7 separate regions of the Mus musculus genome follow, and regions 2, 3, 4, 5, 6 and 7 are each linked to region 1. Evidence: chromatin loops called from intact Hi-C (ENCODE). Cell type or tissue: left cerebral cortex. All regions are shown on one strand.

Evidence for each region. A loop is a pair of places that touch in the nucleus more often than their neighbours do. Peaks named below come from ENCODE experiments on the same cell type or tissue, not always from the same donor. Only the 100,000 strongest peaks of a DNase experiment are listed, where the experiment ranks them.
Region 2: a loop joins it to region 1, with 6 times the contacts of the local background. A loop is called at or near these places in 7 of 42 quality-filtered maps.
Region 3: it touches region 1 in a loop (8-fold over the local background); 25 of 42 quality-filtered maps call a loop at or near these places.
Region 4: a loop joins it to region 1, with 10 times the contacts of the local background. A loop is called at or near these places in 22 of 42 quality-filtered maps.
Region 5: a loop joins it to region 1, with 2.6 times the contacts of the local background. A loop is called at or near these places in 16 of 42 quality-filtered maps.
Region 6: a loop joins it to region 1, with 4 times the contacts of the local background. A loop is called at or near these places in 20 of 42 quality-filtered maps.
Region 7: a loop joins it to region 1, with 4 times the contacts of the local background. A loop is called at or near these places in 4 of 42 quality-filtered maps.

The regions. Positions count from the first base shown.
Region 1 is chr12:77,236,643-77,240,642 of GRCm38, forward strand. It overlaps Fut8 (fucosyltransferase 8), which reads left to right and starts at 1,462. Exons shown (of 12, transcript NM_016893.5): 1 at 1,462-1,557. 9530018F02Rik (a long non-coding RNA gene) reads right to left here and starts at 2,584. Exons shown (of 1, transcript XR_003950200.1): 1 at 1-2,584. In left cerebral cortex, a CTCF peak has its summit at 2,413; DNase peaks (open chromatin) are centred at 1,392, 2,125, 2,373, 3,093 and 1 more place; H3K4me3 peaks cover 3,120 bases; H3K27ac peaks cover 2,724 bases.
Region 2 is chr12:77,017,957-77,021,956 of GRCm38, forward strand. It overlaps Gm35041 (a long non-coding RNA gene), which reads left to right. Exons shown (of 3, transcript XR_381701.1): 2 at 3,079-3,197; 3 at 3,783-4,000. Among named protein-coding and RNA genes, the nearest start is that of Gm35189, 35 kb to the right of the region's middle. In left cerebral cortex, a CTCF peak has its summit at 2,401; a DNase peak (open chromatin) is centred at 2,298; H3K4me3 peaks cover 197 bases; H3K27ac peaks cover 264 bases.
Region 3 is chr12:77,666,320-77,670,319 of GRCm38, forward strand. No RefSeq gene overlaps it. Among named protein-coding and RNA genes, the nearest start is that of Gm35440, 82 kb to the right of the region's middle. In left cerebral cortex, a CTCF peak has its summit at 1,694 (motif pointing left); DNase peaks (open chromatin) are centred at 206 and 1,686.
Region 4 is chr12:77,566,737-77,570,736 of GRCm38, forward strand. Gm35240 (a long non-coding RNA gene) reads left to right here. Exons shown (of 4, transcript XR_381707.3): 2 at 2,762-2,975. Among named protein-coding and RNA genes, the nearest start is that of Gm35240, 15 kb to the left of the region's middle. In left cerebral cortex, CTCF peaks have their summits at 1,729 (motif pointing left) and 3,939 (motif pointing right); a DNase peak (open chromatin) is centred at 1,716.
Region 5 is chr12:77,779,772-77,783,771 of GRCm38, forward strand. It overlaps Gm35440 (a long non-coding RNA gene), which reads left to right. Exons shown (of 4, transcript XR_381711.3): 2 at 2,876-2,992; 3 at 3,744-3,836. Among named protein-coding and RNA genes, the nearest start is that of Gm35488, 31 kb to the right of the region's middle. In left cerebral cortex, a CTCF peak has its summit at 1,793 (motif pointing left); a DNase peak (open chromatin) is centred at 1,769; H3K4me3 peaks cover 305 bases; H3K27ac peaks cover 409 bases.
Region 6 is chr12:77,051,214-77,055,213 of GRCm38, forward strand. Gm35189 (a long non-coding RNA gene) reads right to left here and starts at 3,864. Exons shown (of 5, transcript XR_872836.1): 1 at 3,806-3,864. In left cerebral cortex, a CTCF peak has its summit at 1,712 (motif pointing right); a DNase peak (open chromatin) is centred at 1,841; H3K27ac peaks cover 492 bases.
Region 7 is chr12:78,223,904-78,227,903 of GRCm38, forward strand. It overlaps Gphn (gephyrin), which reads left to right and starts at 2,752. Exons shown (of 23, transcript NM_145965.2): 1 at 2,752-2,938. The coding sequence starts at 2,875. In left cerebral cortex, a CTCF peak has its summit at 2,104; DNase peaks (open chromatin) are centred at 2,368, 2,772, 3,455 and 3,880; H3K4me3 peaks cover 2,515 bases; H3K27ac peaks cover 2,148 bases.

The DNA.
Region 1 (4,000 bases):
TAAGACTGTAGTTTTCAAAGAGCTCAGTTAGTATTACTTCTTGTTTGAATTTTCCAGAAATTCATTACTGGTCTAGAACTGAATGTGAAAAGATTTGTTCCCACATATCAGTTGCTTAGCTGATACTTCTAATTCTGGGATGGTAACTATATCCTGAGCATGGCCTGAAGGATCTTTGAGAGCAGCGTACTGTGACACTGAGCAGAGACCTGAACTGCTGAAGAACTACTTTCTCACTGTATTTCAGAGTCATCAGTTTGGCGCTTTCTTATATACTATGCTGTTCTATAAAGATGTACTAAGTTCTTCACAAATATTTCTAGTGGCTTTTTCTTAAATAGAAAGTAGGTGGGATGCTTTGATTCCTATAGTTTTAATATTTCCTAGGAGATAATTAAAGCCAGATTAAAGGAGCAGAGAGTTCGAGGCACACATAAAACTTTGAATGTAGAGATCTTCAAGTACTGCAAATGGTAGCGTGTGTTAATTAACTAGAAATGGTTCCTCTTTTTCCCTTGAATACATTCAAGCCATACATCCTTGTTAAAGTGCTTTTTAAATGCTGTGCTGAAGCCTCAAAGTAAACATTTTACCTCTGACTCCTAAAAATGTTCCAGGCTGTGGGTGTAGCCCAGGAGAAAACACACCCTTAGCATGCACATACTCACACAAAAGGAAAAATAATTCAGGGTTTTGACTGTTGAAATTTTAGCCCTTAATCCATCTAAGTACAGTATAAGCCTAAATTTTGCTTATTTGCAACAGAGAACTGAGAGTCTCACGGAAGTTATCTACGCATTTAATAAATGACTACAGATTTGTTGAATGATGACACCCAAGCTTTTTGGCTAGATCATAATTCTGACTTCACCAGAGTTTTGTGTGACCTTCAATAAGCCACGGTGTTTTCTCAGAGAGCTTTATTTCGAAGAGACATTAACCCAGTCACAGGTCCGGAAAAGCTTCTCAGGGTGCGGAGCTCCTGAAGGCACAGGCATTTTTTTTTTTTTCCTTTTTAAAAAGCACTGTCCTTTGCATTTTAGAAACACAGTTCCTGATATAGAATAAACATTGGGAATTTATGAGAGTTATTAGGTAGGTTGCATTCTTGGCAGGCTACGACCTCTTTAATGTCTTTTCTGTGTTTTTTTGATTACTAGCATATAAAAGGGTGGCCCTGTTTACTCAGAGATACGTTTCCAAAGTATTTACTAGTATTTATCTGTGCTGGGAGGAATAATTGTCTTGAGGGCAGCTTTTCTACTCAGTCACCCGGCTGAGTCCTCAGGCTTGGGATCTGGTCCCCAGGCTACAGGGAAGAGTTCGGCACGGGAAGCTCATCTTCCGGCCCTCTGATTGGCCAGTTCGCACTCCACTCACTGGTTTTCCCGCTCTGATTGGCCCCGGCAGCACCCCTTCGGCCCGCGACTACTTTGTGTGCCCTGGCTGCGCGGCTGGGTCCTCCCGCCCAGCTCGCCCTCCCGGACGGTCTGTCGGAGGTAGCCCTTCGGCACTCGGCTCAGCATCGCGGGCGTCAGGATCCCCGAGTGCGAGCGGGTAGGAAGCATCCTAGGGAAAAGCCTCTCCTCTCCTGTACTCAATAAACTTCCGCCTCCGAAGGGCTGAGGCAGCAGCGGCTGCGAACGGCCGGGCTTCGAACTCGGGCTCTGCGGGGTTCTTTCTCTTCAGATGAAGACAGAGCCCGCAGGGTAGCCGGACCGCCCGGAGCCGAGGTGGCACTGTGTGCTGGTGCCTCAGCGGATGAGCAGCAGAGAGTACCCCGAAACTAGTACAGAGCCCTATTGAGCCCCAGCGGGGTGCGCCTCTGGGTGGTGGGCCAGGCCGGCCAGGGCGTGGGGAGCGCTGCTCCCCTCAGCCTCCGACCCTCAGGCGGCCTTCGCCTGTAGAGACCAAAGCCGGAGCCCGCGCGCGGCCGCTGTCCGGCTGGAACTCGGGTCCCGCCGTGGCCCGGTGGATGCTGCAGCTCCGCTGTCCACCCGCACAGAGAGGAAGGGGACGGGGCGGAGCCTGTGCACATGCCAGGGTCGCTGGAGGAGGCCGCGGCCGGCGCATGCGCGCCCTCCCCCAGCAGGCTGGGACGCCGAGGGGCGCGCGCCCCTCTCCGCGCGCGCACGCTCGCTCGCTCGCTCCCTCGCTCGCGCCGGCCGGCGGCTTCCCCGCCTGCGCTCCCGGTCGGAGCCACTCCGGCGCGTGCGCGCGTGGTCTCGGGCCGACCCGAGTGGCCGGGTTCTCTGGGCTCCAGGCCCCCGCCGCCCCCTCCCCGGCTCCCAGCCAACCCGTCCCTCCCTTTCCTCACGGAATGGGGCCGGCGCTGCTCGGGGTCGCGCGTCCTGGACCCGGCTCGCGCTCGGTCTCGCGCTGTCAGCCGCTGCCTGGCTCGCGCCGCCTTGCGCTTTCCCTCAGTCAGTGGCGCCGAAGGCTCCGTTAAGCGGCGGCCGCGGTTCCTGTTTCCGTTTCTTCCTCTCCCTTCAGTCGGGAGTAGCATCCTCCACCCCAGCACCCCTCCCACTCTCCCGCCGCGGCCAGCTGCAGCTGGAGGCAGCGGCGGCGGCGACGGGGGACGGCGCCGACCGCCTCGCTCCCGCCTCGGGTAAGGGGGCGTTAGGGAGCCGGGCCCCGCGCGCCGCGGACTCCAGGACGGGGCGGGCGCGGGCTCTGTGGAGCCTGGGCTCGGGGCGCTCCTTCGTCCTCCCGCCGATACCGGGCCTGTTGCTGCAACTGCTGCAGCCGTTGCTCAGCCAGCGGCCCCGGGAAAAGTGGGGAGGGAGCCTCCGGGACACCCCGGCGTAGCCTTGGCCCCTTGGGTGAGGGGCGCCGCGGCGTCGGGCATCCCAGGACCTATGGGATGGGGGCGGGGTGGGAGGTGTCCCTCAGCGAATCTCTGCATCTGCCGCTCCTTGCCCCCGCAGCCGGGTCCCCACGGTCAGACCGTGGGAAGGTGGGTTCCTTTGCTTTGCTTTGCTGTGTGGGCTTCTGGGGCTGGAAATCAGAGTGAACCTGCACAAAGATGCGTTCTGGCTAGTGGCTGAGGCAGGGTAGTTAATGGCCTGGGTGCCTCGGTATCCCCTCCCTTTGATCTGCGAATGACAAGCTGGAGGCTGTGGAGTGTCTCAACTTATTTGGGAAGGTTAAATGAGTCATATCAGCTCAGCGGAGGTCTGTCCTGCTGGAGTTGGGGTGGTTTGTCGGTAGCAGCACCTGTTCTCTGGATGTGGGCTTTGCAATCCTCAGAGACGTAATTCTTAAGTTAAATGGCACTGTCATGGTTAGGGTTTCGCACCCTGGTGAGCTTTTAGCGCTTTGCCTTAAACGTGGAGGCCTTGGAGAAAAGCAAAGAAAGTAGTGTTTTTCCTTGTGTCTAATTCTGCACGTTACTTTTAAGAAAACGCAAGAAGGTGAGCCCAGGAAAACCATATCCTCCCGTACCTCCCGTAGATCACTCCGAACTTAAAGGTTTCAGGGAACAAATGCAATGGAAGTTTTTATCAATTTAAGAGTTAAATTTATCACAAGTCACTGACTTAACTTTGCCTTTGCTCCGTAGAAACTCTTAAGAAGGTTTTATTTTAGTTGTCTTGTTCTTCCTGGGGTTAAGTGCTTATTTATTTTCTTGGTTAAAGTTCTGTGTAATATGCATACTTCTTTTAAAGGGTATATCATATATAAAGTATTTTAGGGGAGAAATTATATACTGAAGCAAAGAAGTAAGATGCTTCTTTTCTTTAAGGCAACATAGGAGTCTCTGACAATAGTACGCTCCTGTACATTGCTGTCCTTCTGATAAGAAGTCTTAATTATAAATACGACAGTATTTTAACACACATATATATAGCATTTGAAATTGCAGGCCGAGTGAAAATGTAGGGAACAAGAGACGACTAGGCTGTAAGCATATGAGGGTGGCTTGGAGGTTTGGGTTTTCAGTTTGCTGTTATAAATCGAGAATTCTGTTTGAGTTGAAGAGCTGAACAGCTGGAAT
Region 2 (4,000 bases), 220 kb before region 1:
TATATATATATATATATATATATACACACAGCTGTGGATTTACCATCCTTAGCCTTTCTGGGTTGAGGCACGTTCCATCCATGTATAATTTGTTGAGCTTTTCTCATGAAAAGAGGCTGACTTTTGTCTAATTATTTCCTCCATCTTTTGTGATGGTAATGGGACCCTTAGTTTCCCTCTGCTAATATGTTATTTATCACAGTGATTTGTTTATTAATGTTGAAGCACCCTTGCATTCAGCTTCACTTGGTCATGGTGAGTAATCCTTTTAATGTGTTATTGAATTTGATTCGGTAGCTGCTCTGTTGAGGATTTCTGCATGTATATCCCAAAAGGATATTGACCTGTAATTTATCTTGTGATACCCTTGTCTGGCTTTGGAATCAAAATAACGCTGGCCTCATTTAAAAAAAAAAGTTGGACATCCTCTCTGTATCAGTTAACTTGTCTTGTGACAAAACATCCAACGGCAGCAAATTAAAAATAGAGGGTCTATTTTAACCCAGAGTGTGAGAGCACAGTCTCTCCGGGAGAGGAAGGTATGGCCCAGCCGTCCCAGGGTGGGAAGCACACACAGCTGGGATCCTTCCCCTTCCCCTCATATCTTGGTAAAACAGGAAGCAGAGAGTAGACAGGAAGTGCGACTAGGTCCTAAAACTTACAAGGCCCACCCCTAGTGGCCCACTTCCTCCCGGGAGGCTTCCCTTCCACAAGGTTCTACAACCTTCCCAAACAGAGCCACTCATTGGGGTACAAGTGGTTAAACACGTGAGCATGTGGGAGATATTTTATGGTTAAATCATGGCTCCTTTTGGAGCATCCTGTAGTCTGTGACTGTCCTCATGGATGCTGACTGCACTAGTAACTGCTGAGTGGCCTTTAGCCTTTGGCATTCTAGATTTTTCCTTACTTTTACCCTCCTAACTAAGGATCATATGTTCTCTAAATCTTCATGAAGGACATAACATTTTCGGGTGCTTCATCTTTTCTACCATTCTTAAGCTGACTTTGACATATTTATAAAAAGATAAAGAGAGGGATATGTTCTATGGATGTGTGGTGAGGTATGGGGGGAAGGGGGTGCCTTGGCGGGCCCTTGCTGAGGCATCCCTTCCCCCTGAGGGACCAGACACATGAGGGTATAGTATAGAGTTTATTCAGGGTATAGGGAAGGCGGTTAAGGGGGTAGTAGAGGCAGAGAGAGAGAGAGAGAGAGAAAGAGGAGGAGGAGGAGGAGGAGGAGGAGGAGGAGGAGGAGGAGGAGGAATAGAGAAGTAGAGGCCAGCACGTGGAGAGAGAGTGGGAAGGGACAAGAGGACAGAGCAGGAGCAAGAAGTCAAGAACAAGAGAGGAGGGGAGTCAGGCACAGGCACACCTGGCTGTTGCCAGGTAACTGTGGGGTGGAGCTTAGACGGAATGCTAACAGGCTCTACTTGGCTGGCCACAGCAGTAGCAAAACTGAGGTATTTCCCAAGGACTCTGGCTACCTACTCCCTGACTTACAAATTTCTTTCTTTCTTTCTTTCTTTCTTTCTTTCTTTCTTTCTTTCTTTCTTTCTTTCTTTCTTTCTTTCTTTCTCTCTCTCTCTCTCTCTCTCTCTCTCTCTCTCTCTCTCTCTCTCTCAAGATTTATTTATTTTATGTCTATGAGTACACTGTAGTTGTCTTCAGACACACCAGAAGAGTGTATCAGATCCCATCACTGATGGTTGTGAGCCACCATGTGGTCGCTGGGAATGGAACTCAGGACCTCTGGAAGAGCAGTCAGTGCTCTTAACCGCTGAGCCATCCACACACACACACACACACACACACACACACACACACACACACACCCCGCGGCTTACTAGTTTCTGATTCACACTGGTGGTCAGCCGGCCAGAGTGGCATTGAGAGGGAACCAGGGAGGCAGCCGGATTATCCCCACCTGGTTTGCCTCACCTACATCCTGTGAAGAGGCAAACCCAGCTCCCTACTGAGCACTTTAGAGAGTGCTCCTCACAGTGTTAAAAATCACCCGTGCCACAGAGCACGCAATTTAAAAACAAAAGATAGAAAGCAGTGGAGTGGCCAGGAAGGGCAGTTTTTTAAAATCAGCAATAAAATGCCAGTTTGAGGCTCACCCCCAGGTCCGGAAGATCACCTGGCCCATTGGCGCTCTGTCAGCAGGAAGTGCAGGAAGTGATGTTCCTTCAGCTGTTAGCTCCCAAAGCTAGTGAGCCAACCACCTTCCTTCAGATTCCCTCCAAGTCTTTATGACTCAGCCCCAGGCCAGTGCCAACTTGCTTATTTTCTTCCTGTGCCTGGTTCTTGGCAGCTTGTAGGAGACTGTGGTGTCTGACAGGGGCAGAGCAGCTGGCCTGCTCTAAGCATTCAGTCCTGGGGCCAGCGTAGCAGCCAGAGAGAGCGCTACTGCTCAGCCTTCACTGTAGTGGGCGACAAAATGATACTGTTGATCAAGCTAGTAGCCCAGTGATGATGGTGCCGAGAGCTAATCTCCACAGAGGCTTCTGTGAAGGGAGGGTGTTGTCTCTCGGCTAAGGTTTTGCCAGTCTTGGAAGACACGTTTAGAATTAGAGAGGAGAAACGGAAACTAACCATGCCACTGGGCGGGAAGAGGACAGCATCATGCTTACTTAAGTCGTTTTGGGTTGATGGAAGAAAATAATCTCTTGTAACAGAGATGGCCTCACTGTTGATAGATTTGCCTCAAGACTGAGCTAAGAACTAGGGTTTGAGAGAGGCTGAGCTGTCATTTCTAGCCCCTTCCTCACCTGCATGACCTCGGTCAAGTCGTTTCTCTGTGCTTCAGTTTTCCTTGCTGGTAAAATGAATGGAGCTGGCCTCAGTACTTTCCCTTTCATAGTACACAGTAGATCTCTGTCTGTCTGTGTGTCTGTTTATCTCTCTCTCTTTCCTTTCTGTAGTCCTTCCCCTACCTCCAAAGTGCTAGGATTAGAGGGATGAACGACCACACTTCGAAGGCTGACTTGGAGATCTTCCTGCCCCAGGCTCCTAAGGGCTGAACTGACAGATACTCACTACCAAGCCTGTTTACATAATAACTTTCTTTTTCAGAGAGCCTCACCCATGCCTGGAAGACAGGTATCAGCTGTCTCTAGCTGACAGATCCTGCGAAGATCACTCAGAAAAGAGCCATTTCCTGGGCTGGTGAGATGGTTGGTTCATCAGGAAAGGTACTCATTGGCAAACCTAATGACCTGAGTGTGATTCCTAGGTCCCACGTGGTGGAAGGAAAAACCCGACTCCTGCAAGTTGTCCTCTGACCTTCATACCTGTGCTGTGCAATGCACTTGTACATCCATGTATACACTCACAAACATACATACATACACACACACACACTGAAAGAAGGAACAGAAAGGTAGAAACTAGGTAGAAGAACCATTTTCTGGTCACAGCAGGTTTCTCTCCTGCGGCTACAGCCCCGTGGCAGCTTTAGGGAGTAGGGATGTCGGGGAGGTGGGGAGAAGCAGCATCCTTGGGCTCAAACACACATTTATTAATCATAAGCTTCCCTACTCATTGTGTTGGTGGTTTGCCGTTTGGTTGTTTTCCATGTGGTCCTAATGCAACCACATCCTGGCATTTCCAGAGCACTGCCCCACAGGAAGAGCTGGCCCTGTCTCACCTGGGCAGCCATGAGATCTCAGTTCCAGCTTCACAATGCTCCACTCTCTCGCCCTCCCGAGCATCCTCCTGCTGCATTCATTTCTCCCCAGCCCCTGGTTTATTCAGCTGTGTTCTTCTCTGCTCCACAGGCGATCTGTCACGGGAGCCCATCACAGCCCGATTGGAGTGCACTTTATCTTTTCCTCTGCCCTGTCTGCTGAGCAAACATGCACATTTGGCATTTCAGCCCTGGAAATTCTCAGACTCTCATTGCTCTTGCCCCAGATGGAAACTTCAGTGTCTTTGCAGAAAAATTCCACATTCTCCTGCAACCTAAACCCAGCTCTTTACTGAATCCTTAGGATAT
Region 3 (4,000 bases), 430 kb after region 1:
GACATCTAACTGGGAGCACCCTGTAGAACCTCAGTTGGACTTTTTGCTCGCTTCTTCCCACTTGGATGCTCTTCTCTTCTTGAGTTATCAAGCTCCTTACACTCCAAGACCCAGATGTTTTCTCTCAATTGAAAATTACCCAGCTTATTAATTCAACAGAGAACCCAGGAGAGCCCCCTTCCTGCTGGCCTCCCCAGCCTCACTCCTTACACAGAGACTAGCTCAGCTTTTCTTTGAGTAGCACTTATGCAGATCAAACAGTCAAGTGATGACACAGCATTTTGCCGCTTCTCTCTCAAAGACGCGTATTGAACAATTATGTGCGTGGGAGAGGCGCCAATAACGGAGCACCTACTCTCCTGCCAAGCTTCATAGCTGTTGTCCCCTATTCAGCTTCCTGAGAGGCCCACAGACTTGAGTTTGTGAAATGATTTGCCTAAAGCCATACAGGTACTTTGTAATAGAACCCCCTCGTCGTTCTGTTGAGGTAAAAAGCACACTCTTACCTTAAAGGAAACAAGGGGCAGTTTATTCTGGAGCTATTTTGAGGGGCCATGAGAACACAGATTTAGGTTAGCTCCAAATTCTATGTCCTAACGTGGAAGCGGTTTCATGAAGTTTTATAGTTTTACTGAGCAAAGAAAGTGGGTATAACCAGAGAGGTGATTGGTGACTCGCTTTTCTGTAGGTTTGAGATGTTCTCTGATGGCATCGGTAGCTTTTGGGTTGGTGGAAGCTAATGGTTTGCTAAGTTAGTAGATTCCAAAAGATTTTTAATCTATTAACCAAAAGATGCTAGTTCTGACACAATAAAAGGGCAAGGAATGATGGATCCAGAGGGCTAGAACTAGCCTCAGAGAAGGTAATTAGCCCCCCACCCCCACCCCCAACCTGACCTGTCACACTGCAGTCTCTGTACAGTACTGAAATTCTAACCAGTCAGCCAGTCTCTGCAGACACAGCTTCTTCTCAGGAGTTTCCGTTCTCAGTTCTTATCCCATTGTTATGGAACCCGACTTTGGTGTGTATGCATGTGGTGTGCAGAGGACGATGTCAGGTGTCTGACTTTTACTCCCTTGAGATAGGGCCTCTCACTGAATCTGGAATTAGGTGTGGCAGCCAGTAAACCCCACTGATCTCCGGTCTCTGTTCCCTATAGCACTGGGGTTACATGTGACAATACAACCTCTCCTGGCTTTTTACCTGGGTTCTGGGGATTCAAACGGGTTCTCCTGCTTGTGCAGTAAGCGCTATGAGCAGTTAATTCACCCCACCCCACCCCCGCCCCCAGCCCTGGAATTTGATTTTGAAGCCTATTTTTGTCCTTCTGGCTATGTGAAGGTGCCAGTGGCTCCTCGTCATCTTGTGAATTGGAGCCCACTACAACACTCTGTCCACAGGCTGAGAGTAACCACTGAGGGTCTCTGAATGCCAAGTGACAAGTGGGATCCCTGACAGCATGGTGACAGCAACCTAACAGCTTCCAGGATAGCTCGAGGCGGGTCTACTCTTCTTTTCTCCAGTCCTTACACATCACTCTGCCAACAAGAGCCAGAATAAAGGATGCTTTTTAACTACTTAAAGAGTTGAGAGGAGGCTTGGGACTCTCACCAGCCTTTCCAAAGAGAATAGGAGGGACCAGTTCAGCTTTCTGCACACGCAGGTCTAAGTCTCCAAGCTGCTCACATGCGCCCTCTGCAGGGCTCTGACAGCCTTGCGGAAGGAAGCTCGGCTGTGGGCCGCAGTGCTTCAAGAGCCCCCTCAGAGGATTTGTACCCCAGTCTGGCTCCTTGGTCTCTTTTCTCTCAGGAATTTCCCAGGTCTTGGATCTCCAGACGCTGAAACTCCTGGTCTCCTAGGCTGGAGGAGGTCTGCTAGCAGGAGTGAAATGCTCTCATACCTTCGAGGTCTTGTGTTTTGACCTTGACAGGGTTTACTGACTTGGATAATCAAAAATTAGATGTCCAAAGTTCAGAGTACCCAGTGCCTTTTTTTCTGTGCATGATGCCACTGTCTCTGTTTGTACAATTTGAGCTCCAGATTGTGATGTTATAAACGGGGGTGGGGGGTGGGGGGAAGGTAGGTCTCCTCTCTTTGCTTTCCCTTCCTGTCTGCAGCTGCACGAACCCCAAAACCTCTTCTTACACACACACACACACACACACACACACACACACACACACACAGAGAGAGAGAGAGAGAGAGAGAGAGAGAGTTGTTTTAGTCAGCAGCACAACTCCAGGAAGGAGGAGATAAATCAATGTTTGCTTAAGGAGTTAAAAAAAACAAAAAACTCCCCCTGGAAAAAACAAAATGTGATTTTTAAACTATCAAAGCAGGCTTTAGGAATCACAGAGGAAACTAAACCCTGGAAGCTGGTGAGTGGTACTGGGTACCACCAGACTCCCTGGGCTGTGATTAATCACCAGGTGCCATCTCTCTCCACCTGGCTCCCGCTTCCCTGCTATCCCTGGTTGGTCACCTCATCTTCTTCTGTCCCTGTGGGATCCCTGATCAGCCCACAGAGAAACAATTGAGGCCTAATGTTAAGATAAGATATACCCCCCACCACCACCACGTACACACACACACACTAGCTCTAATTTTAATTTTGACTTCAGCTCCTCATCATTGCTGTTTCTGTCTAAGATGTGACTGTGTCCCTGCTGTGCTGGCAACAATAAGCATCAACATCCCAAGAGACTTCTGGGATTTAACAGTGCTTTGTTTTGTTTTTGTGTCTATAGACAATGTCTCACTATGTAGCCCAGGCTGGCCTGGATCTCAATATCGTACTGTATCCATTTCATCAGTGCTGGGATTAAAGGTGCATTCAACAGCATCTGGCTTTAAGCACAGCTTCTTGCTATTGCAATCTAATTTTTAAAATGTCATGAGAGCCAGCAGCCTTCCTACGTAGACCTGGGCTTCCAACATGGTGTCAGTCTTGAAGCTTCCCTCTGATCAGACCTTCTAAGAGCAAAGAGCTAAATTTAGAAGTAAATAAAATAGAAGAGAAAAGAGGAAAAAATATCTATCCAAACAGGACATGTGACGAGGTGATTTTAAAAAGAGAGAAACCTTCTTCCACTGAGAAAACTTCCCAAATTGCATGTTTTATAGGACAAGAGCAGAAGCAGGCTCAGAATTAGGAGTTCTTATTGAAATTTTAAAATGAATACACATAAACGAATATGTATATATGAATTTCATATATGATTGGAACATAAACACATTCTAAAACATAAATATAGACTCAAAGAATACTCATAAACAAAACACACTCTCATAGCCATCACTCAAACCAGGAAACAGAATGTAAATGACACAGGACACACCAGGAGTCCTTTAGCCATGGCAGCCATTGCTCTTATTGACCAAGTTTGAGCTTTGTGGCTTTGTGGGAGAATAATCCCATAGCATGGACTCCTTTGTGCCTGCCTTCTTTTGTTTAACATTCTATTGGTAAGAGCAAGTATGGTTTATTCATTTTTCATTATTGTGCAGTATTCAACTGCCTGACTATATCATTGTGTAGCTAGTCTACCACTGATGGACTTTTGGGCAGCTTCTAGTCTGGTTCTTGTGAATAATGGTATTCTCAACAATGTAGTTTAGTCTTTGAATTCACATGGAGGCAGATCTAGTAGTGCTGTTATAGGGTCATGGAAACACACACACACACACACACACACACACACACACACACACCACACACCACTTGAGGTACTGACAAATTGTGACCAAAATAAATGAATTTAGACTTCTGGTAACCCCACACCCAGTAGTATCAACAGTCTGTGATCAGATAGGGGTAGGACACTTCGTGTTTGTCATTTAATCATCATTTCTCTGATATGCCAACATTAAATACTTATTTCTAAACTTGTATACTGTTTAGATAGTCTGTCATGGGATGTGTCTGTTCAAGCATTTTACCTGTCTCTCTATGGCTTTCTGTGATTCTCTTATTGACTTTGGGGCTTATGTGTCTGTAGAA
Region 4 (4,000 bases), 330 kb after region 1:
CGGATTCTTTAGACACCTCTGCCCAGACCCAGCTAGGGCCCACCCAAGTAGGTAGGGGAAGGAGGGAGGGGGGGAAGGGCAGAATGGAGGCTGGCAGGGCGCAAGAGAGTGGGATTTCACTCAATGTGCAGGGCAGAATTCTGAATACTGTGAGCCCCAGGTGTCGCTTGTGTTGCCCTGTATACTCAGGTCTGGGACCCCGAATCCATTGAATAGCACATGCAGAAAGAGCCAGCACACTTTGACATGGTTCTAGCAACAACTTAATCTGCCTTTAAACTCCCGCTTTCCAGTGGCGAGAAGTCAGAACAGGTTGAGAGTTGGCTCCCCTCGCCCCATCTTGGGAACTTGGGGAAATGAGAAGCATGAGTGCCTGTTACTGTGTCTTTAAGTCTACGGTGGAGGAAACTTGTGGTCACTGCTTCTGTTACCTGTCAGGTCTTGGCTGAAGCCACATGTCGCTAGGCACTCTGTTTGTTCCTAACAGTCTGCAGGTGGTATTGTGGTGGAGAAGCCACTGATCCTGGGTGCTGTGTGTGAGGGAGTCCTCACCACTCACAGGTATGGTCAGCTCTTCCTCTCTGGTCTTAAGACTCCCACCGCTTTTTGAAACGAGCTCTTCCCTTCCAGTCTTCCCTGGGTGTCCTACTCTTCCAGGTGGGCAAGTGCTTTTTCCTGGGCACTTGCAACTTCTGGCTGTAGCTCCAAACTAAAGTGCCAAGAAAACTCTCCTGAGGTGAAGGATCCCAGATACCCCAAACAAAGACCTCTTGGGATAGGAAAGGGGCATGCACCTCTCATTTTCTCAGTCCCCTGAAGCCAAACTGAGGCAAATTATTTTCCCAGTCAGCAATTCAGGTTTGGTAGAGGTGGCTCCTTTTGTATCTACATAGTTCCATAGAAGCAAAGAAGCCCAGAGACGTGAGGTCAGTGGCCTGAGCACCTTTGCTGCTCTCATACCCTTTACTTCATCATCATCATCATCACTAATGCATGAACATGCATACACTAATGCATGTACACACACACACACACACACACACACACAGAGAGAGAGAGAGAGAGAGAGAGAGAGAGAGAGAAAGGGGAGGGATACTCCCCAGTATAGAACCATTGAGCTCTGTGTTGACCTGCTAAGCTGGTAGCGATAATTTATTTGAAAATAACTAAATCTTCCCTGCAAATCCATGTTGTCTGTACTTGTTCCTGCTCCTGTCACCACTATTATCAGAACTGCCAATCACATCAGAAATCAGGGAGGGACGTGCCAATTTAGGTCATTGCCCGCCTCTCCCTGGAGGACCATGTGAGTCCTCCCCATCTTTGCTAGGACTGGTCTCTAGAGGTCCCTGACTCGAAGTCCTGTCACTCCCTGGGGAGGATGGCTAGATCTCATCACGAGGACAAGCTTTCCTTTATTATCCTTCTCCAACTTTCTTTTCTAAATGTCATCCTAGCAATCATTAATCAGTGAATAAGAAGTTATAATTAATAGAGGCCCGGATCGTTCAAGTGGAAGATTATTCTTTTGAATTCTTGTATTTTTCTTGGAAGATGTCCTCGAGTTAATTATTTAGTATTTGGATTTTATTTTATTTTTTCGAGCTCCAGTCTTGTATCTGAAATGAACAAATTGATCACAGCCATGTGGGGGATGAGGGGATGATGTCTAAATGTTTGCAGGAGACTGGTGTGAGGAATCTAAGCAGGGCTGGGAGCTCTGCTGCTCCCTCTGCTGGTATTAAAGATTGGAAGCAAACAAGCCGCCAGCCTCAGAGCTGTCCAAGCCCTAGGAAAGCTCTGGGGTGCTCAGGGCACACCCAACAGAGACCAGAGCCTGCAGGTCAGATTTCAGGATGACTGGCTGAGAGTGGAGGACCCTGGTGAGCAAATTAGCAAGGAGAAGGTAGCACAGGGCTGGATTTGGTGGCTGCAGGGTCCCTGAGACCTGTCACCATTTCTTTCAGATGAAGCCATCTTATGTTTCCATGCATATTGGAAACACAGACCATTTCAAGTTCTACACTGAGCTAGAGGAAGACATTGTTCAAATGTGAGACGCAGGAGAGTGCAGATTTGAGACCATGCAGAGTCCTCGGATGGAAAGTTAAACGGGAAGAGTGAGTGGGAGTGTCTCCAGAGGTACTGGCCTTGCCTGTATCACGCAGACTGCCTCTCTCTTGCTGGTATAAGGATCATATTCCCAAGTACAGTTCATATTTATACCCCGATTCCCTTGTTGCACTCGCTGGTATCAGTTGTTTTTAAAGAGGACACCACTGTGTATTTTTCCCCTGGCTCAGCAACTTCCGGAGGAGTTCTGTTATGCCACCGCTCTCTGTGTGGTTCCGTTCATATCTTTTTGGCATTAGGTTACAATGCCTGGACCACATTCCTGCTGACCTCAGTTCACTGGTCTTGGGGATGCCCTGCGTCGACATCTGAAACGGCAGCAGGGCTCTATGAAGGGGAGGCTGGGCAGCTCCAGGGGAAGTCCTGAGCTATGCAGGGATGAGGATGAAGTGGCAATGCTGAAATCCCTGTTTGGGGGCCTGAAAGTCATTCATTTATTCACTACCCCACCAGACAATGACAGTTGTTTATCTGCCCCTGTAGGAGCAATACACTACAAGATGAGCCTATGCCTTTTAAGGACAAATATTTCATAGTTAGAGGTCTTTTCACATTGCGGTCAATTGCTGGCTAAAGTGGACTCGATTCTCTTCTTGTATCCGATTTTATTTTTATATTGTCTTTGCAGTTTCCTCCCCTTAGAGACGACTCTGCCCTTGAATGTCCGATGTTCTTCTGACCAGTAACAATGGCAGGAATAATGACACGCAGTTTGGCCATCAGTAACTGAGCACTTCAGGACCCAGCAGAAAGTCACCCTGTGTCGGAAGAACAGAGGTTACTTGGAGTAGTAGCCATCCTTCCCTGATGGTTACCTTCCTACCTGCTGTGCTCTAGTCAGTGTAAGTTCATCTACCCCCTCATCCCCTGCTGACCGAAGAGACACCAGTGAGGCCAGGTGAGAACAATTGTCTTAGTGACTCGTGGACATACCCCTCAACTGTACTCTTACAAGTCACTGTTTTAGGATAATTTCTAATATGGCAATATCACACACACACACCAATTGGGGAGGAAAAGCATGGCTATAACAAGGGCACCTTTACTGTATTTACCTTGTGCTTATGGTAGTGAGCACTTGGTGATGTTGGTCAGAGCAAGCAGAGGGAGGGGAATGGGGAGGCATTCCTGGTGTTGCCTAAAATGGAGCCCAGACTTGACTAGCTGGTTGGACACAGTGTTAAAGGAAATGAGAGGATGCTAATAAGACATACCCTTCTCAGGGATTCAGAGGAAAGAGAGACTACGTTGGGTGGCAATAAGGAAGGGGAGGCCACATAACAACAGGAGCTCTACTCTGGGCTCCAAGAAGGGAGGAGTCTGACTGTTTATCCCTCATAGCCTTGTCATTACCTCCTGTAATGTGAGAGGAACTTTTGCTACTGGGTCCTCTGTCCTGTGGGCAAGGGGGCAAGGGGATTCATACTTATATGATTTATTAGACCATCAAGCCTGCTGTGTGCCCTGGGTGTCAAGGAGCCAGGACATCACAGCCATTTCTATTGATCATGACTGGTTGGCTGTTCTGTGTACTGAAGCAGTAGGAGGGGACTCTCAAGGAACATCTGTATAGGCTCATACTACTGATATAGGCTGCCTCTAAACTGGACTTCGATTCTACTCTATAAAGAGTGGTCTTCAGGGGCACCTCTGTCAGTTTCAAATGGACGGCTTGCTAGACAAGTGGAGTCCTTGGTCCCCCGAGCCTCCTATTTAGGGATTAGGGGAATAAGAATCTGCCCATTTTGCAATCTCTCCTGATGGTGCTTCAAGGACTGGAAAACCCCTTTTTGAAGTATCCTGTCCTATGCCTGCAGGACCAGTAGGGGGCCTCATGTAGAGGCAGGCCCCATGGCCAGGGAGCAGG
Region 5 (4,000 bases), 540 kb after region 1:
TGGGGGTTACCCTATATATAGACTGGGGTCTCTCTCCTGTCACCATTTCTGGGTTTTGTTGCTTTGTTTAGGCTTGCAGCTTGCAGGTGGAAGGTGAGGAGAAGGGGGCTGGTGGAGCACCTCACTTCGTCATGTATATCTGCCGGAGAGATGAAGACTAAATGGCTTTACCTACTTAGAGTGGCAGTTTATTGCCTGTTTAGCTTACAAGACAGCAATCCCCTCCCTGAAGGGGAGGGCAGCATATAAATGCAATTTACGTCTCTGGCAACTACCTACAGCCTTCCCTTAATGAATCAGTCAGACCATCATGGGCCTCCAAATTGGGTCCTCTGATCCTTTCAGCTTCCAGGTTCTTGCTTTCAAAGTTTATGACTGAATTGGAGACTATTTACAGCAAATGAGACATTTCTGTGAGCCTGGGGGAAGGGGCTCTGATAAACCAATGGTAGAGAATGGCAGAAGATGTATCTAGATGGCATTGGGGACGTGGGGATGGGGGACGAGAGCAATGCCAGGGATCAAACATACTGGACACAAGCTCTCCCAGCCCAGCTATATACCCTGTCCCTCCCCAGCAGGGTTTTTAAAGGCATATTTACATTGTCTTGATCTGTGTCTGGAAAAGGCATGGAGACAGCAGCCACTATTGGACTTAACAAATTATTTGTGTCGACGATGAAGTCCAAACCTACAGTAAACATTGACTACATTTGACCTGTTTTAAGCACGAGGAATTAAGATGGATCTAGGTTTCTGTGTTAGTCAAGGTTGGGGCAGAGATCAAAGAGTATGCTCAAAAGAAATGGCTGAAGATAATTAATGCAGGGGCTGTTTCTAAGCAGTGTTAATGGAAGGCAAAAGGGGTTATGGAAACCCTCGCCCATCTGAAAATCTCTAACACTCCCAGGCATCTGTGGGGAAAAGGGCTGTGTATTCAGGTGGCCCAGTGCTTCCCTGATTCTGAAAGACAAAGGAGCCACACTCTCTCACCAAGCCTTCCTGAGCCAGCCACACAGCTAGGTGCAGAGGAAGGCTCAAAGTTTCTGAGTGGCAAGCAGGAAAAACCCACCCGTGAACACAGAGGCTTGTTCAGAATCGTACATTCATTTGGATCAATATATTTATGCTGATCTATGGGCTTCATTGTCAATGCTCCTCTGGTTCCATGATGCAGTTGAACCCACATCAACAATACTAAACAAGCCAACGAAACCAGCCCTGTTAGCTCAGTACACGGCGGCGCTGGCGAGGCTGGAAGGGAGCTGTACTGAAGCGAATTGTTTGGTAATTCCTGGACTTCCCTTCTGAAGTCAGCTGTGCCTCTGGCCACTGGCCTCTTTTTGCCCCACCCCTCATGCAAAAGGAGCCAGGATTTTGAATTATTGATGAAATCAGACTAAATTTGGGGATTACATGTCTCCATCCCGCCTGTTGTTTGTCCAGTAAATAGCATTTCCTCTGTAAAACTGGAGCTTTCATCTCAGGAGTGTGGACCAGACTTAAACAGACATGGAAGCTTCCCTTGGAGAAAACCTTCTGTGATGCTGGAGCGCTTTGATCTGCGCGCTCTCGGCTGCCATGAAAACACAGAGGCCGCCAGGACACTTTCCCCTTGGCCCGATTCACTTCCCACTGTGGAGTACACAGAGAAACAGACTTTGCTCCTGGTCTTTTTCCTGGCTCAGCTACAGCCTCTCTCACTGGAATTTACTAATTTCTGAGCAGTTAAAATGTTCTCTTTGGTGAGACAGAATCCTTCCGGGGCCCTAGTGGAGACTGGCAGACCTGCTCAGACAGCGCCCTCTGCTGGACACTTCTGGGATCGCGCGTGCCTGGAGGGCCGGGCCAGTTCTGACCTGTCAAGGTGGCAGTCACAGCTGGGTTGTTGAGACACCTGAAATGTGTGTGCGACCTTTTTTTTTTTTTTTTGCCTAGAACACCTCAGTCCTTAATAACCAAGATGCACAAAGAAACCATAGAATTGAGGAAGACACCCCCCCCCGATTTGTCATAATAGAGATTTCTAAACAATGTGCAAAAATCCCTAGGGTATATAAGACTAATAAATTGGACTATGTTAACACCAAGAACATCTTTATGGCTGAAAAAAAAAACATAAAAACTTAAGAGACAAAGGGGCAAAATGCTTTCAATATAGGATCAGTATCTAGAATATATAAAGAATCTCTTTAATAAAAAGAAATGAAAAAATCTAATAGGAAAATATTGCAAAGATACAAAATGCCAGTTCACAGACAAAGAAGTACAAATAGCCCATAAATACACAGCAAACGTACTCAGTTTCATGGTCAAGCAGGAAAATGGACTCCCAAACCCTAGAAAACATCTACAAAAGCTAAGCCAGCTTATTTCCATATTCTGCTGTCAGGGATACAAGCTTTGTAGAGTGACTTGACAGCAGCTACTAAAATGTGAAGTGACTTACATGGCCGCCTAAACGGAGCTGGCTAAGTACATCGGCTCATCCAAAAACACAGATACAGAGCAACGTCTTTGTTTGCTTAGTGCAGTGCAGGGCGTGAAACCAGGGGCTCTATGCAAGCCACACCACCAGGGGCTCTATGCAAGCCACACCACCACCGTGCCACTGAGCTATGCTCCCAGACACTTTTTTTTTTTAAGATTTATTTATTGATTATATGTAAGTACACTGTAGCTGCCTTCAGACACTCCAGAAGAGGGAGTCAGATCTCGTTACAGATGGCTGTGAGCCACCATGTGGTTGCTGGGATTTGAACTCTGGACTCTTCGGTAAGAGCAGTCGGGTGCTCTTACCCACTGAGCCATCTCACCAGCCCGCTCCCAGACACTTAAGGTAGACTTTAAAATAATGTATTATGTGTACTGACAGGTAAAGAACTCAGAAACTACTACTGACTGAGCAAAGACGATGAAGCCACGGAGTGACACATGCTATCATGACATATGTAAAAAGCCTAACCATACAACACAGTGTGTTTCTCTACAGGTAAGGTAACATACATGTTTAATGCATTGCAAAATGCATGAGGCTCATTTAACTGATAGGGAGAGCTACCTCTGGAATAAAAATGAGAATAGAAATGACAGATGTCTGTCTTCTCTGTAATGTTGATTTTTTAAAGAGGATGCCTTCATAGATTACTTGAAATGACTAAAAGCTACTTTTAAAAGAAGAAACTTTTTTGTTTATCCTATTAATGCACTCAGAATGGTCAGAGGGTCTTGCAGCTAAAAAGTAAAACAGGGCCTTAGGTGATCCATGGGAGGGGGAGGGGGTGTGAAGTAAAACACACCATGGTTGTCATGGAGATGGCTTCATTCACTAGCAATCACCCTGAACATCTAGCTACACATAATCTCCAATTACTAATTATCTCCCATTCAATGTCTTATTTGTAAGACTTGGTTCATAGACCCTATGGTAATAATCCTATTTAAGGTGGTTGGTGTACATGGACTATCTCATTTAAAAGTCCTTTGTGTCTCTCTTTCTCCTCCTTCTGTCCATACGAGGCCATTTAGGTTTAGAGATATTAAATAACTTTCCCAAAGACAATTAGCTGATGTGTGGGCTGGATTTTTCCTAACCAGAGAGCTTTCACATTAAGACACTTAAACTATATCACACAACTGTGAACAGCTCTGTAGTCTTTTTAATGTCCAAATATTCGCTTCCTGTCAGACACGCTCCTGGTTTCTCTGACTCTCATGCTGCATTCCTCGTCATCACATTGTAGCTGATTCATTTGTGAGCGGAATCAACCACAGGACCAGGTGCTGTTCCAACTCCAAGACGAGCAAGAAGCCCGATTCCAAGCGACGGCCGCAAGGTAACTTCAAACAAATTTTGGGGCCCAAGCAATTGACTAAAACCCAATAATAACGGTTGTTTTTAATTCTGTCGTCAAATTCAACTTGGTTCATGTTCCACATCTGAAAATGTTCCATCACAATGTGGAATGCATCCCGTGGATACAGCCTAATGTCATTGATG
Region 6 (4,000 bases), 190 kb before region 1:
CCCTCCACCCACACTTGCCCTGTGGAGTGTATAAGTTGTTTGTTCTGATGTCCTAGGCTCTACTTTCCAGAAACCCGAATCATCTTTTCCCTTGTAAGAACTGTGGTTCATGTGACCTTCCTATGTTGCTCTTTTGCGGTTGATTTTCTTTGAGTTCAAAGGCAAATCATGGTGTTGAAATGTGCTACATGCCATCCGCAGGAATGTTTTTTAAAGTTCTGCTTGTGCCATTTAACAGTGTGAACTCTCCTTCCTAGCCTTGAGTCATCTATGAATTTGCCCATAAAGTTTATTGGCTGTTTAAAAAAGGCCATCAATGACTGACCTGTAACCTCACCTCTCACTCTCCTCTCCCCGACTGCTCCGTGCTTACAGCCTCTTTGCGTCACTGGTGCAAGGGCCATGCTTTCAGCCCCAGGGTCTTGATGCTGTTGCTCTCTCCACTTGAAACCCTCCCCCAAAGGCTCCTCACATGAACTTCTCTTTGTGATACATCAAGACTCAGGCTGAAATGGAGCTCAGCGGGTAGCCCTGGTTTCCATCCCCAGCGCTGTATAAACTAGTTGAGACTGTGTATCCCTATAATCCTGAATCCAAGAGGTAGAGGCAGGAGGATTTGAAGTTCAAGGTCATTTTCAGGTGAATAGTGGATTTGAGACTAGCCTGGGCTACATGAGATCCTATCTCAGTCTATCTGCCAAACCTTCCAAAATGCTAGCTGCCTTAAAAGAAATATCTCAAAGACACCGCCACTACCACTGCTGTAGTACACATCCAAGACACAGGTGTTTTGCAGCAGGGTTAATTTGCATTTTATGTCTGTTTCCCTAATGAGAACAGCACGTGCAGGGCAATTGCAACATCATCCCTTTTCCCCCCATCACGATATCCCTAACACCTAGTCCAGCACCCAGCGCTCCGCAGAAACACATCTGACTCATCCTCTCTGCTCATGGGGGCACAGGATGCCAGGGCCTCTCCTCCACTCAAGGGCATCTTCCTACCAATTCTCTTCTTTCTCCTCTCTGTCCTTATCATCTCTTTCCCCTTTCCTGGGCCACCCCCACCAGCAGACAAACTGCTGTAATGTCTCCCCTCTAGCAAAGCGAAGGAAAACGAGGCACCTTTCTTTCTCTGCCCGTGAGTGACCTGGTTCATCTGGCCTACATGTTTTATATATGTGCCGTCTCCTGCCATGGAGCAGCTCCTCCAGGAGGAAAGACTCACTGACATCTGTTTGGTTGGTTGCTGTTCCCTTCACATCAAAACTTTCTGGCACCGAGCAAACAATAAAAAACGTGTCAAATGCGTGAGTCATTTTGTAGAGTAAATGAACAAAATAGCAAAGCCATCTTGAATTAAGACAAAAACATCAGCCTATGGCTTGAGCGATGTCTAAATAATATTTACCTGGAAGATGAACAAGATGGCTTTGTAGGGGTGTGTGATGGTTGCTTACCCTGTGGATTCATGAGGAAGAAGCTCTCCCGTCCTCCATGTATGCTCCACTGAACACGAAGAATTCAACAGGGTGGCTCGATGAGCAAGGATAACAGTGTTGATTTTAAAATGAGAAATTTGAAGCCCAGAGATGGTGTCCTCCTCAAACACAGCTGTCCTGCCTGCTAACAGCCTAGGGTACAACAACCCAGCTTTAAAATGTTGTTTCCTTCCTTTCTGGGCTTGGGCATGCAATAATAGTGTAGGCCAAGAGGTGGCGATGCCTCTTTCTCTCTGCAGGTCTACACTCTAGGCAGTACTGAAGGACACAGAGAGAAGAGGTTGGGAGCTGGCCTGGCCAGCCAGGAGCCTGTAGGAAGGAGAGGCAAGAAAACAGGGCTTTGCCTCAAAATACCTCATTCCTGTTGGCTGTGTCCCACGAGGAAAGCAGTCCTTGTTGAAAAAGCCACGTTTTGAAGGCTTCAGATGTGTGAGCAGCTACAAACCCCGATGGTTGGCAAGTCAACACTCAGGATTTTTATCTCAAATTCAAGGACTCTGAAAATCTAGGACAGCAACTTGGCAACCCGGCGCTAAAAGAACTTTTGTTCGATTTTCCCTAGGCTTGGGCAATAGCCTCTGAGAGCCAGGAGGGTTTTCTTCAAAATGCAGACTCTGCCTAGACAACATTTTACTGCAGAGTTACAACCTAGCCTTAGGTATCCACTAAACCAGTGGTTTTCAACCTTCATAACGCGGTGACCCTTTAGAACAGTTTCTCATGTTGTGGTGACCCCCAACCATCAAATTTTTTTTGTGGCTACTCCATAACTGTAATTTTGCTACTTTTATAAACCATAAGGTAAATATTTGTGCTTTCCTATGGTCTCAGGCCACCCCTGTAAAAGGGTCGTTTGACTCCCCAATTTGAGAACCGCTGTCCTAAATCCCAGATCTGTGTATAACTTTGTGGACAAGGGTTAGAGGTACTTGAGTGATTCTTCCTGGAGAGAAGCTTGTTTGTTTGTTTGTCTGTCTGGGGGCTCCAATGACTCAAAACACATCGGGGACCCAAGTTCTAGGGTGTGTGGGTGTGTGGCTTAGTGCTACAAATCTTGCCCAGTCTCTAGCGCAGAAAAGCAAAAGGAAGGAGGGAGGGCAGGCAGGCAGGCCATGCCTATCCCCCCCCCCCCAAGCATCACTAATTTCTCACTTCAGTCCCAAGTAGTTCCCCCGAGGCATTCCAGTTCTTCAGTTTTCATTAAGAAACCTCTTAGTCAGAGCCAATCAGATTGCAGAAAGTATCAGGTATTTGAATAGAGAGGGCATGAGGTATATCGGCAAGAATGAAGCTGTTAGCCCAGAAAGCATCAAAGAGCACTAGCGCTCTAAGATCTTGCAGATCTTAGTTGGAGAACTATAGGAAGCCTCAGCCCTTAAGGCTAGGCATAGGGATGGGTGAGGGATTATTAAAATGCAACTCCCATTCTCCGGGAAGCTGTGGCTGCTCTCTCTGAGCTGAAGAGGGGTTCATGGGACCAAGGTCTTCTTGGAACTGGGAACACTGTGAGGTGGATTCTGCAAGTCTGGGGAAAACTATAAAATGCTGCTACAGCTCTCACTGTAGGGCGAAGAAAAGAGGCTAAGGTGACCCTGGCAGGAGCAGAAATCCTGCAGGAAGCAGTCAGGATGGAACCAGGCCTTCCTTCCTCCGCCTGCCACATTCTTATCATGGAGAAGATGTCCCTCAGAGCCAGCTGGCAAAACCAAATTATGATTGGCAGAGTCTGGGCTCCAGTATCACACAGGCTGTGCTTGGAGCAGAGAGACCAGAGATTAAGACGGCCTCTCTAAACATTCTATTTACTGAAATATCCATGACTACGATCCAACCTCTCTGTGCGATTTATCACCGGGCAGACACTAACATAGCAAATGGATATTTAGTAGCGTTTGGTATTTCTGATGATAAGTAATAACAAACACCTTCCTCCGTGGTCTTGTAGCGCAGAGTGAATTTGATTTCTAATTTTAGATCAGATACTCTTCTAATTGAGTGGGGAGCAATGGAGACCACCTGACTACCCTAAAGGATGCTCCCAGCACTGGTCTGTTTAAAGAGTTGGTCTTAAGCTCTCCAGTGAAGTCTTTTAAGTCTCTGACTCAGAAGCAAGTTCACTCTCGTCCTGGACTCTAGAGTATCCCCTGATATTGGAAAGATGACTTCTCATCACGCCGAATAGACATGACTCAGCAAATACAATTTAAAACATTATTTTGGCTTCCCATCTTTTTCTTCTCCCTCATCTGCTCAAGGCAGTAAAAGCTGCTTCTCCCTCAGGAGGACTTGAGGGCAAGCACTCACCATCCTGTCCTTGCTGTGGTTTGAGCATTTTCTTCGAAGGCTTACGTGTTGGAGCTCCACCCTCTGAGTGGTGAATCTTTCAGAGGTAGGGCTTAGAGGGAAAATACAAGGCAGGTTCCTTCCCACATTCTGGCTTCCTGTCTCCTAAGCAATCTCTCCCTGGGGCACACACTCCATCATACTGTGCTGTAGCTA
Region 7 (4,000 bases), 990 kb after region 1:
TTCCTCTAAGATAAAGTGCTAATGTTTGAAACTGCTACTTTACTTCTAGTATCCAGAAAAGTTTCCTTGATACTCAATTTTAGAATGACTTTTGAGATTTTTCTATAGTGTAATAGTGCCATATACTGTAATATGGCAATTCCACTATTGATTCTAAAACTCCCAATGTATACTAGAAATTTTACAGTCTCAAATCTTATATAGACTTTCCTTATTAGTTCTCACTGTACTCATTAGTAACACCAGAGAGCTCTTTTACTTTTTCACTGTTGGGCGAATTTTACAGCTTCTCTTTGGCATAGCTGAATTGCTACTACTAAGCACTTGGTACTGGGACAACTGCCCTGATGACCAAGATAATGTTCAGTGACTAAGGGATGGCTGCTTCGGTTCGGTGTGCTGAACAGGGGAATGATTCTCAGTGCAGGCAGGACCAAATGGGATTACATGTGATTGTATTACACTAAGAATGGTGTGCATGCAAAACTTTGGAATGATTTACCTTGAGGAACTTTAACTTTCTTTATCCTTCAGAATACCACATGTATACAATGGAATATTATCATATATATACTTTCTAACTTGAAGTTTCTATTTAATATTTTTGGACCATGGATAATATGGAAATGGAAGTCACAGAAAGGAAAATTGTGGGAACTGGGGACAGTAAAGTTTTTCTTGTATACATTTTAATTGTTATAGCTTATGGAATCTGGGAGAGGAATATATGTATTGAATAACTGGAAAACAAGCATCTACAACTGACTAATAATTTCATTATTTTTCAGTAATCTTAGTACTAATATTTAGTAAAATGTAGTAATCCATGAAATCTTAAGACTTCATAGTCCCCCTACACAACTACCTTTTAATGAATTAATCAGAGACTTAGTTCAGTGGTAGAATTCTTGCTTAGTGTGTGTGAGGCTCAAAGTTCACGCCACAGTACAGAAAAGAAAATGAATTTCACCATTACTACTATTATAGATGCAGAAAGTCCTGTGTTCTGTTATTGATTTGTGAAAGTGCTAGTTATTTTCCCATAAAAAATTATAAACTATTCTAAGTTGGAGGGCATGCCCATTTAATCTATTAACCTTTAAAGTTTGAAGGAACCTGTTAGTGGGCAGGTTTAGAAGTTCTAAATACTAAGAAACTTTCCCAATCATATAGAATTTGCATGTACCACATAGACTATAATAGACTTGAAAGCTTATGATGTAATCAACAATTTTTATTTCATCTTTAGTTTGAGATAAGTGACACATTTGGGCATACTTTCTCAGCAATCTCCCTCTTTTTGAGACCAGTTAGAACTTGTTTTGCCACTAGGATCTTTGGTAGTAATTATGGGAGGTGAGTTCATGATCTGGCTTACAAATTTAATCCACTGCCAGAAATACTAGTATACATATCTTCAAAAACGAATTATTTTATCCTTTCTCAACTCCACCCATCATTTCCTTTGTCCTCTTATATAAAGGCACAATGTGAATCTTTAGTGAATAGAATGAGTAATGCTATGTTCTTACTGGAACAATACAAACCGCACATAACCATATAATTGAGATTTTAGACTAAGAGCAGATTATTAAACAGTTTTGATACTTTTTTTGTTGTTGTTTTGCTTTTAGGTTTTACTATGGTGAACAAATGAGAAAACATACACACACTTAAGCCAGAAAAGGATATTTAGCAAACCTACACAAAATAGAGGTGGCTAATAACACTTTATGAAAGACACAGAACTAAATGACCACATTTTCAGAGTAATTCCATATTCCAGAAACACTGAAACTTAAATGTCACAGCATCTAGGGGACGACAGAGAGAGAGAGAGAGAGAGAGAGAGAGAGAGAGAGAGAGAGAGAGAGAGGAATCTCCACTCCACGTGCCCTGCTGCAGACACATAAGCTCCGTCTACGACGTCTGTGGTAGGCTGTCACCGAGCGGGGCCAAAGCGAAGTCAGAGGGAGCATTGACTGCAGGTCACAGCTGGGGCGGCACAGGGTAACCTATCTCTGCCCGAGAGGGGACTCTCGTCACAGCGGCCACCGTTCTGCCACCCATGCCGCTTCCTTAAGCCACCTCTAGGTTCTCCGGTGCCTTCAGAGGAGGTGAGCCCACCTCGCTGCCGCACCTGGTCCGGAGTGGCTCCATCGCGGGCAGAGCCGGCCGGCCTGAGGCGGCGGAAAACTGACGAGGCTGCCGGCTCGGCGGGGGATTGCTTCTGTCTGGGGCCCGCCGAGGCTGCGTTCGTGCCTCGCGCGCACCCGCACCGCGTCCGCCCAGCCAATCCCGCGCTACTCGCGCGCCCAGGAACGTTCCTTGGGTCCCACTCTAGGCTGGGCCGGCTCCTTCCCGCTCCCGGCACTCCGCAGCCAAGCTCGCACTCCTCCCCTCACTCTCCACGAGTTGCACGCCTCGGGGTGTAGCTCCGCCCCTGTCCCCGAGTCCGCCCCCGCAACCTCCAGAGCGTGTGCTCCCTTTTCCCCCTCTCAGTCTCTTGCCATCCAGGCGTCTTGGGTCTCACTCCGCAGAGCCTCTGGGTCTCGCCGGCCTTGCCCCGCCGCCTCCGCGCTCTGTCTTCCGCGAGGCCGCCGCTACTCCCACCCCGGGATCGCTTCCTCCCGGCCGGACTCGGGGTCGCGCGGCCCGACTCCGCCCCCTCCGCGGACCCGCGCGCTCCTGGCGCGGCCTCTCCCCCCCACCCCACGCAGGCCACCGGGCGCTCGGCCCCCTCCTTCCCGCTCGCCTCGCGCTCCCCGGGCGCCCTCGCTCTCGCGCTCTCCAAGGCAAGCGCGCTCCCGGCCGGCGCGCTCCGGGCTCCGGCTTCTCCTGGCTCCTGTCAGTGCGGTGACTGCGCTGGGAAACATGGCGACCGAGGGAATGATCCTCACCAACCACGACCATCAAATCCGTGTCGGAGTCCTCACAGGTAACGGGGGGAGGAGGTCCGGGGGAGCCGCAACGGCTACTATCCGCGACTTGCTGGAGGTTTCTCGCCCGCGGTGGTGCTTCCCTGCGGCCTCGGGAAGAGGGCAGGCTGAGGAGGGGGACCGGGGGGTGTATTTTACAACCGCTGAGAGCTGCTGAGGATTCGGGTGTTCCCGTGTGCTCCCCGGGGGAGCTGGGGCAGGCACGGTGGGGTGTCAGGCCCCGGAGCCCTAGCAGCCAAAGTCTCTGGCCCCCGGGGACCGAGGGGCCGGTGCGGCGGGCGCTGCGGGGCTCCGCGCTGCCGGTGCGGGCGGCGGGATTCCTGCTCCGCAGTCTGAAGCACGCTGCTCGGGGTTGGCCGGGCGCCTCCTCCACTAAAGCTCTTCCGAGAGGGGGGAATCCCATCTCCACCCCCTTTTCTCCCCTCCCCCCCCACCCGGCGGCCCCATGGCACCTGCCTGACAGGACTCGGGGTTCGGCAGGCGAACTCTGCTCCGCCTCTGCTGCCCCTTCGCCGGCCGGCTGTCCCCTCTGCAGACGACGGGACACTCCTCACCTCCCCCGGGAGCCGGGTGCTAGGCTCTAGTCCGGACCCCGGAAAGTGCCTTCCTTCTGCCTTTCCTAGCACAGGGCCCTCCCTCTCTGTCTGCCTCTTCTCCTCCGCGAGGACCGGCTGCTTCCCGTGGCCGGGAGAGCCAGCCTTTTTTTTTTTTTTTTTTCCCTTGAGAAGGAAGGATTTCCCTCTGTCGGGTTCTTTTCTCCCCCTCCCTTTTGGGACACCCCCCCCCTCCCATTCTCACTCCCCGGTGGATGGTCCTGAGGCTGGTGAGGAGCGCACTTTTCCCGGGTCGCGTTTCCCTCCCTCGCGGAAGTCGTGTGTGCTCTGCATGTCTGATTCCGTTGCGTTGTATTTGGGTGATATCCCTGAGTTTGGAGATAGACAGTTGCTGCAGGGCACGACTTCCAAGATGAATTGCAAACCTATTTGTAGGGGTTTCGGCTGAGGTTCTGTAGTTGGCATGGTTCAAGTGTAATTGAACGGAGAAGCGGGGGTTAAAGAATT